2 separate regions of the Homo sapiens genome follow, and region 2 is linked to region 1. Evidence: chromatin contacts called from ENCODE Hi-C or POLR2A ChIA-PET data. All regions are on one chromosome and are shown on one strand. Each heading gives the region's core, a stretch centred on a gene start or an enhancer-like site at or near the end of the contact. The rest is flanking DNA. Distances are from core to core; before and after follow the strand shown. Region 1 overlaps PLXNA4 (plexin A4). Region 2 overlaps PLXNA4 (plexin A4).

Region 1 (4,880 bases), core at 1,274-3,773:
CCAGTTCTAGTTGTCTCTAGAGATTTCTTATGTAGAAATATCTATACAAGACAACAGCTAACTGTAGAGCTCATCAAAATCAGGGATTGTACCTTTCATTTCTTATATAACCATGGTTGTACCTGGTAAGATATTAATGTTACAACAGGTAATGAATAAAATTTTGGTTTATTAATTGAATCACTTTGAATTGAATTGGATTGGTGGCAAACCACTGGTTTATGATCAGATGTCAAGACTTTTCAAATCCCTTTTCTAAGAGGTAAAAATTAGCTGGTTGGCTGGCTGGCTAGACCAATAGACACTGATTAGGCATACACATGACCTTATAAGTTATCTTGAGCTCACACCCCTGGCTCTACTCATTCCTGTATTGTCCAGTTGGATGGCTTTGCTTCTTTCTCCACAGTTCTCCTGGCCTCTTACTCAGATCCATGTGCTTTGGGCTTTTGGTTCTTAGTAAGCTGGTAACTTGGCCCCTGACTACATTCAACTGTGCACCTTGAACAACCCAAATTAAAACAATCCAAAGCCTAGTCAGGTCAAGACAATGAAGCTGGTGCCACCATGTCCACATTCAGAAGTGGACTCAGAAGGCAGGAGGAACCATGTTCTCCAAACCCCCAACTCAATCAGTGTTTCCCACTGCAGATGATCCATTTCAGGGAAACCATGCCCAAAGAGATGAACGGACAGATCCTGGTCACATGGCACCAGCTCTACTCCCATAAAGGGGTGAGGAGGCAGAGGTACCTTATTTAGAAACCTGTCCTTTTCTGGATCCTCTGTCACACATGACTGCCACTGTCACACATGACTGCCACCATTGGTCATGCTTCTCTCTTTCCTGACAGCTTCCTCCAGAACCAGAGGCAAAGCACCTTCAGTGCCCTGTACAAAAGCCCAGGTTTGCTGGGCTGGGGCACTGCCTCAACAGAGAGGCCCATCCTCCCCAACCTAGTGGCAGAAGTCCAGACTACTTCCACCCTAATCTGGCAATGGGTGTTCGCCTTGGGGGAACCAAGACCTCTCTGAGAATCTTCTCAAATATTTTGGAAAATGCTCATGCATCCATTGTTTTACAGACAAACTTACAGAGCTCAGCGGCTGTGACAGTCCCCCTGGGGGCCCTGGGCTAATGGCCTCTGATGAAATGCCTCTCCCAGTCACACTGTCCATTTCCTTCCTGGACACCAGCTCCTGTTTTTCATTTCTCGAGTCCCCTCTGTCCTCCAGGAAGGAAGATGACTGCTCTATGGTACACCTCCACATACAGGTGAGCACACTGATATCCACAGAGGCCATGCAACTTGCTCAGGCTCGCACAGAAGTTACTAGGAGAGATGGGATCGGGATGTAGGTCCAGGAGGCTGTGGCTCTTTCTAGAATTTAATGCAGCCACACAGTGCTGTGTTTGTGGATCTCAGAAGCAACCACATCAAAACCCTGGCCTCTACTCTTCCTCAGCTATGAAGGAGGTATGAAACCTCATACATGAAGTTTCAAAATGGGAGGGAGTGCTCCTCCAAGGAAGCAGGTAGGTCTTTGCTCAGAGGTAGGCGGGACACGTGATTAGCTCTGTGTGTACTGGGGTGATGTCTTCAGAACCAATACCGTAAATGCCTCTGACACACCGTTTCCACTGTTAATGAGAAAGCTCTAAGAGCCATTAATCTCATTACTGTTCTATCAGCAGCCAGTGATCATGTTCATTTCACTCCTCCTCTCCAACTCCTTGGTCACTCAGCTACTGAGAAGGGTGGACTGGGAAGGCTGGAAAGGCCAGGACCCTGCCCTCAACTGAAGTCAACGGTGGCATCACTCCAGAATTCTTGGAGCAGAGGAACCTGCTCAGCCTGCTATAGGAACAATGGCCAAGGAGGCAGCTGTGTCCCCAGGACTCCTAGCCCCCTTAGTGGGCCTCTTCAGCCCTCTTTCTCTCTGAGATTCTGGAGTATTTCTGTATGTCCATGAGGGAGCACTCTGTCCCACTATGGCCTGGAGCTCCCTGAGCAAGTCGGAGGCCCAGGAGGCCCACATGGATGAGTCAGTCCCTAGTCCTCTTGTTTTATGGCTCAAGGTCCTCTGCAGGGGTGGAATCTTTGACCCAAGGCTAAGGAGCCCAGAAAGATGATTCAAGTCAGAGAATAATTCCAGGTCACCCTCTCTTCTGTAGCCACACCTTCAAGGTGTAGATTATACAAACCCAGAAGTCCTAGTTACTCACTAACCCCCAGCCACTTTTGTGAAAATGGCACTTGACTGCTATGCCTTATGGAAGACCGTGTCTAAGGAAGGAGCGTGAGGCCAGGTGTGGTAAGTCTAGACCACGAGGGACTCAGGGCCCACCCTTCACAGCTGAGGCCTCATCCACGCTGGTCCAGAAGTCTTCCCATCATAAGCATCTCATCTTAAGGAGCGGCTGGGTTATATTCCAGTCCTTCTGGCTGATGTCTGCACCCTGGGCCTCCTCTTTGCTGCATCCTTGCCCTGAGGCTTCTTGAGGTTATCACAGGAAAAGGGTTAGAGGCAGCAGCGGCTGCTGACGTCACATCAGTATCCCCTTCACCACCAAGAGCCAATGTGCTGAGCAGCTTAGAGGGTATTTGAGGAAGCATGTCCACAAGGGCAGATGGGCCTGGTACTCGGGAAGTTGGGAAAATACAATTAGACAGAAGCCTGGTCCCAAATCAAAATTTCAGTAAGGGCTTGCCTGCACTGATGTCCAGCAAGGAAAGGCTATTTCCTTTGTGGGGTCTCCTGTACTCTGTTGTCAGCCCTGCCTGATGGGCCCAGTGGGTAAAGGGCAGTGAGCTGAGCTGTCATTGAAATATCCCTGCATGTAGAGAGTCTTTCTAGAAGGAAGCAAGAGCTTGGTCCACGGACTCCCATGAGACTCCAAAAAGAGAAGGCAGTGCCGGCCCCTGGAAGAGACCAAGCTCACACTCCTAAGCTACCCCAGTGGCCCAGGAGTGATTGGCACAGGGATGGGATGGGGCTGTGTGGGAAGGGCAAGTTCATTGGTAGGCAGGGCCCTCCTGGCCCTGACAGCCAACGATTCCCATCTTTCTTCAATCAATAAAACTTCTGCTCCCTTCAGTCTGTCTGGAAGCTCTTCCCAAAAGGAGGCTCAAAGTATCAGACACCAAAATATTACATCACACTCCCTGCCCACTTCCTTCCCCAAGAGTCCTCTCTTATTCCAAAAAGGGATGCTGGAAGGACACACAAGAGTTTCTTGCCCTTTTCTTTTGGTTTTATTTTTGTCTCAAGTCTGGCTTAGCCATGGGAGTCAGAGTAGAGAAAGAAGATGTTTTCCTCCCCTGCTTTGGCCAGGAGGATAATTCCAAAGGAAATCAAAAACCTTTATCTGTCATCATCTCCCCCAGCAAGGCATCCCAGCACCATGCATTTAATAGAAAGAGAAATCGTTCCAGCATGGAGAGATGGAAGAGACAGCAATAAAAGGCCAGGCTTCTGCCTCCCACATTAGCGTCCCACCCATCAGGAAGCATGCCAAGTCACTTCAGACCCAGGGAGCCTGTGGCATGCCCATCTCTACCAAGTACATGTTAGCAGAGCTCAGAAGGCCAGGAAAAGAAGAAGTAATGTGTCCAACACAAGGAAAGCGATGGTGGCCATGACGTCTTGGGAAATCCAAAAAAACATGGCACACAGTGTTTCTAGTCTCGCATCTCTCCCTGCAAGGCTCATTAGTGAGCCCTCACACACTGCAAGATATGGTCTGAAAGGTGTAAGGGTCCAGCTCCCAGCTCCCTGGGGGCCTGATACTCTACCCTCTCGCTTCTGTGGGGAGAGATGCAAAGAAAGGCAATATGGCCATCTCTTCATGGGCAACTCTCTTCCAACCCAAGCTCTCTGATCTTCAAAGGGGAGAGATGGGGTTGGACATGAGCATCAGTGCAAGGGCTCAGAGAAATGTATCAGCTGCAAGACAGCTCCCAAGATGGTCAGAAATGCAGGTCCTAATTACATCCCTCCATTGGCTATGACCTTGGGTCACCACACACCAATTATTTACTCTGGCAAAGTGATTAGGGAATTGGAACCAGGGAATGGATATGTGTTGGGGTAGAGGCGGGAACCTGGGGGTTCAGAAGATGAGGATGGCAGTGGCAAAGATGCTCCTTCTGCATCTGCCTCCTCCTAATTGGGGTCACTGCAGGCAACAGTTAGGGAGCCACGCACCACGTTCTAGTTTTTGGTCATGGGGAATTATGTAGAGGCCCCAAAATGACAAGAGAAGTGGAGGAAAAGGAGGAGAGAAGGATAAGGGCCAAAAAAACAGTTGCCCATGAACAAATGCAAATCCTATGTCAATTAGGGAGAGGATGGAAGCAGGTCAACAAACCTGCCCTTCTCCCAAGAAGAGAGAGAAGTCAGATCAGGCAGGTGGGAGAGCAGCAAAGATGGGCAAGGCTGGAGAGAAAGGTGACACAGACCCCACACAGGGACTCAGACTGCAGGGCCATGGTTCTCCAATTATGACCCTAGGACTAGCTACAGCTGCATCACTCAGCCCTTGTGAGAAATACCCCTTTTTGGATCCCACCCTAGCTCTATTGACTCAGAAACTATAGAGGTGTGTTTTAACAAGCTCCCCAGGTGATCCCGATTAACCTTCAGGTCTGAGAACAGTCCCCAGAAGGAAAAGGAATTCCAGTTTCCCATTGCATCCTTTGCCCACAGTGAGGGTTTTTTTTTTTTCTTCCAGACAGTCTCAGTGTCACCAGGCTGGAGAGCAGTGGCGCAATCTCGGCTCACTGCAACCTCCAACTCCCTGGTTCAAGCAATTATCCTGCCTCAGCCTCCCGAGTAGCTGGGATTACAGGCACGTGCCACCATGCCCAGCTAATTTT
Region 2 (4,880 bases), core at 1,365-3,864, 35 kb after region 1:
TTCAATGTGTGTTTCAGGAGGAAGTCAGGAGGAGAATGCAACAATGCCTAGCTATTGGCTGCAGTAGAAATTTCACGATGAGAACACCTCCCCGGGTTTATTCAGGTCAGCAAGGAGGGACCACTTGAGATCCCCCAGGGATGTGCAGGGAAGGTGGGTGGGCCCAAGGGCAGAATAGTGAGAAATGGAAAAAGATAAGAAAAGAGGGCCAGTGTGGCCACACTTACATCAAAAGGGTGATTGAGTGAGGGCTTAATAGTGTTCAAGAATATAAAATATGTCCAAGAGGATATCAACCAGCTTAGTTGCTCTTTTAGTCAACTGAGTAAAACTTGGGAAGAAAGCTTAAAACATAGCAGAAGAGATTGAAACAAGGTGGGAGGAAGGCCCATGAGAAGTGGATACATTGGTCTGAGGCAAGATCAGTCTGAAGGGCCAGTCTTAGAATTCCCAGGCTGGAAAGACTAACGACAGAATGCCGTCTGTCTGTGGTTGAACGTGAAATCAGAGGAGGGAGGGTGGCACGCTGGCACACCTGTGGGATCTTCTGCCTGGAGCCCTTCAACCTCAGCCTCCCCTTCACACAACCCACAGGGTAAGGTCTATGCAGGTTTAATATTTGCAAAACCAGGGATGGAAAATGCAGACACAATATAGCAAATAGAGGGTCTTTTCCTGTCATGGAAATCGGTCAGCCCTGATGCTTCTGCATTTCTTTCCCTTTGTGCTTGTGATCAATCACACATGAACCCATGGCAGCTTGGGCTGGAGAAACATATAGCACAACAGAACTACCTGACCGAACCCTGTATCAAATACATATGCCCTCTGCCCTAACCACATGTTCCTAGTCTATTTGGTGTTCCAACATTGTATCTCCATTTGATTTCCTGACACTTCCATCCATCTGCAGGGCTTTCTGTGCTATGAATATTTATTTTTAGTTAAAGTGGATTCAAATTTCCAGAGTAATTTTAGGAAGAATTCCCAGGTACATTTAGGAAGCAACAAAGCAGAGGCTGGACTCTCTGATCTGATATTGCTTTGTGACTTGAGCACTGAAGATACACACACAGCATCTGTTCCTGAGAAGCAATGTTCGCCCCAGGTGGGTCTCCCTCCACTCCAATCCACTCCTGGGTGATTCCCCCTTGTGGACCTGTGCCGAAGGACTAGGGAACAAAAGCAAATTAATTTTAAAACAGGCTTGAGAAAAAAAAATTAGGAAGATTAAATTAATCTACATGACAATTCCCAATAAGAATGGTTTTTGTACTATATACTCCTATTGCCTCTTCATGGGAATGTGCACCCAGTACCTATTCAGAGAGGCTGGTATGGATTAGTCTGTGCACAGACACATGGATGCATGTCCCGCAACAGGCTAATAGCAGGGCCAGCCAGAGTTCCGCTTAACCAACATCCATACAGCGCTCCACCCCCTTAGGTGTGAACAGTTTAACCTAGCAAAAACATCCAGGGAAGACGCAATCACCAGCGAGAGGAGCAATCACACCTCAAGTGGAAGTTTATGATGTTTTGGTTCACAATGAACATTAGTCTCTCCCACTAATGTCAGGCAGTAATTCACCACTGAACAGCAGCCATAAAAATGATCGCTTAGTGAAAGGAAAGCAAGAGGCAGAGAAAGCAAGAGAGGGAAAAGATTCCAGCAGAAATATTCAAGCAAAGAAATCTCGTGCTTCTGAGACAACACTGAGCTGATTGTCCCAACTCAAGCCAAAGATTTAGGTTTGCTTGGCCCTAAAGCCAGTCAAGATGGCATTTGCCTTATGATTTTTACCTATAGTGGAAATGTTAACAGTCTGTAGGTTATTGCTAAGTTCCTAGACACCTGCTTATGACTGTAGTATTTATAGGTCATATTTCTTAACACACATACCCTTAAAGCTCACCACAGGAAGAGGCTGCCAATACCATCTGCAACACACACACATCAGAAAACATCAAAGACATCTAAATTGGCACTTTCCTCACCTCCTTTCCCCCCGCTTCATGTGACGTGTGCACTAAAGGAGTGAAATTACGGTCGTCAAAGACAAGGTTGCAAATGATTGGGACTCATGCCTTTCAAGCAAAATAAAAAGTAATTTTGAGAGCAGCCCACGGATAGCTCGGTCTAGCTCCTGGACCCCTGAAACCCACAGCAAACACCCTTACTCTTAGCATCCCCCCAAGCTCTCTCCTGCCCACCTACCCCCATTTCCAGTCTCTTGTCATACCGTAAAGAACTCTGAAAGGTCCTTGATACACACAGGAGATTATTACAGGGCTCAGAGAAACCAACTCTGTAATTATGGCTACAGTATGATTTCCATTATTCTCACGCCCTGGCCTCAGTCACTTGCAAAACTTCCAGCAAAATCCTCCTGCAGCTCCACAACTTGTCACGGCTGGGCCTCTGCCCAAAAGGTGACTGTGGTCCTGATAACCTCTGGGAAAAGCAAGTCAGAATTATTACAAGGAAAGGGGAGTGGTGCTTAGTGAGTGAGTGGGGGTGGGGAATTCTATTGTTCAAGAAAAAATAAATAAATGGGCCACTTTTGCTTTTTATTATTTCAAACAACAGACTCGGCAGCCCAGCCTTCCTTTCCCAACTCAGACTGTTCCCCTGGGCCAGCTGTGCTGAGTCTGCAGGCACGGGAGCCGGGCTTGAGCAAAACCATTAAAAGGCTGCCACTCCAAGCCTGCAGAGCAGAAAGTTTGGCCGCCCCAGTGGCCTGGCTTTCCCCGGGAGGACCGAAGGCTCATTCCCCCCAACTGACCCTTGCGCTCTTACCTTTCAAATGTTTATGCCTCACCAGCCCCACCACTGCTCTGGAAATTAGATAGAATATCCCAGGTGGCTGAAACAGAACTGTTCTTATATCAACCTACCAAAGTAAAAGATGGGAATGCCGGCCGCGGTTTATGAAGCCCCAGCCTCTTGGTGGGGTATTGCCTGTGTCACCTGTCACTGCCTGCCTGACCGACTGCTGGACTCTGTCCTTACCTGCCTCAGGAGGGTTGTCTCTGAGCGCCTTGCTGGCCCAGGCTCCTGGGGGTGTCCTGATCCCAAACTCATGGTGCTGCACTTGACCTCCCTGTCGGGGAACAGATTTGGACAGGCTTCCACAGGCAAGAGAGTACCAGTCACCAAATGCCTCAACCCACCCTTGGACAAACAGCACAAAAATGCAAGTTGACTATCTTGGGTTTACAATGCAGCCATGGTCAGGAAACACCTTCCTTTTTCCAAGAGAAAATAACTGTTTTGTTATGTGCACTGAACTCTCAATGTTCATTTCATTGATAACATTCACTGCCCAACCAGCTCAGACAATCACACACACACACAAATCCTCATCCAGGGTCTACTCCATCCTGCCAGCTAGTAAATGGTCCTCTGGCAGCTGGTAGGAAATTCAGCGGGTAAGACTCTTTTAGGGCAAGGCAGGAAGTTACTTCTACATTGCACTGAGATTGAGCTCACCGGAGAAAAGAGTTAAAGCATCCCCCATACTGCTTGCTGACTTATTTACTCTTAATGGTGCTCATTCACCCATTGCAGCAGGTGAAGCAGGTCTCAGTGCATGAATTGTACACAGTAATGCCCCCGGTATTTAGAATTCACTTTTCCAGCAGACCAAATTTGCCAAATCCTACTGAAGAATCGAGCCATCTGATTCACCTGCCCAAAAGCTCATGTACTTCTCTCCTCAGTGTGGACTGACGCGTGTCAGACACAATTTCAGAGTTTGGCTATCTGGTTTCCTAGCCCACCAAAGCTGGAAGCTGCAGAATGAGGGAGGAGGAAAGGTGCTGAAGTCAACCAGGATTCCTGGCAGCAACTGGAAGTGATGAGTGGCCAAGTGCATGAGAGGAAGACCCGGGAAGGCAGCAAAAATCAGACACAGGAGCTGTGTGGGGATAACATGCCCATGTCTCACAGCGTCTTCCCTGGGCATCCACAAAACTCAGTTCAATATGTGAACAAAAATCACGAGGAGTCTGAGGCAGCAAGGAAAGATTCCATTGCGCTTACCATTTTCTTCACAGAACGGAGGTATGAAATACAATTCTTTGCAGGGAATTATGAAATACAATTCTTAAAAATGTGTACACAATGATTTTGCTGTTTTTTAGTTGTGACACTGAAGGCGGTCCACTCAAATTAGGCAGTTACTTCCTCCTGGGCAGCACCTGCTGTGTGGTACATCATGGACACCATTCTTGCAGAGTACCATGGTGTTTCCCCAGTGCTCATTGTTTTCTTTCCCAGTCATTACCCATAGAATTACTCCACACACAAGTTCCCAAGTCACAAACACACTCTGGGGTGCCCGCCTCTTGTCCTCCACATGCTCCCATTCCAGACACACCACCTGTCCGCAGAGATGCCAACAGAAATGATTGCTGGGCTGTTACATTGTTGGATGGTAAAATAGGCATAGTCCTCTAAATATGCCCAGAACATTTCCTCTTGACCATCCAGAGCTAGCAGCCAGAAATACAGCAAAGGGAAATGGAGGGATTAAGGCTTAGTCTCAATCTTTACTCAATCTGAATCACACAATGTCCAGAGAACCCCAAAAGAAGCCAAAATAAAGCAAGCAAGAGCTCCACATGGAATCATCAATATTTCCTGGGAAAGGACTAAAATGCAATTATTGGCCAACAGGAAACAGGACCTCCTGCCTACCACCTTAGAAGGACTTTTAACCCAATCAAGAAGGGCATGCACTATAGGGCCAGTTCCAACTCATGAGATGAGAAGCCTGAACACAAAACATCCCTGGGCGGATGACTGCTCCCAACACAGCTGATGAGCCAAGATCGCCCAGGACTCCAGAACCTGCCAGCTTCCGGAAGATGCAGGG

What was found. A loop is a pair of places that touch in the nucleus more often than their neighbours do. ChIA-PET counts read pairs that join two places held with the same protein, here RNA polymerase II (POLR2A). Pooled maps may share reads with other maps.
Region 2: a loop to region 1 is called in a map of natural killer cell, with 5 times the contacts of the local background. The contact joins two enhancer-like sites. A Hi-C loop is called at or near these places in 4 of 168 maps with a recorded cell type or tissue (CD8-positive, alpha-beta T cell, natural killer cell and tibial artery) and 6 of 50 pooled maps. POLR2A ChIA-PET finds 5 or more read pairs at or near these places in 4 of 52 experiments (Caco-2, PC-3, activated CD4-positive, alpha-beta T cell and 1 more).

Annotation. Positions count from the first base shown.
Region 1 is chr7:132,448,833-132,453,712 of GRCh38, forward strand. The region is part of intron 3 of PLXNA4 (plexin A4); the gene reads right to left. Among named protein-coding and RNA genes, the nearest start is that of PLXNA4-AS1, 99 kb to the left of the region's middle. Within about 2 kb of position 2,524, at least 2 of the 41 ENCODE cell types and tissues checked have a DNase peak (open chromatin) inside an H3K27ac peak, as active enhancers do; they include natural killer cell, where a contact is called at or near this core.
Region 2 is chr7:132,483,842-132,488,721 of GRCh38, forward strand. The region is part of intron 3 of PLXNA4 (plexin A4); the gene reads right to left. Among named protein-coding and RNA genes, the nearest start is that of PLXNA4, 90 kb to the right of the region's middle. Within about 2 kb of position 2,615, at least 5 of the 41 ENCODE cell types and tissues checked have a DNase peak (open chromatin) inside an H3K27ac peak, as active enhancers do; they include natural killer cell, where a contact is called at or near this core.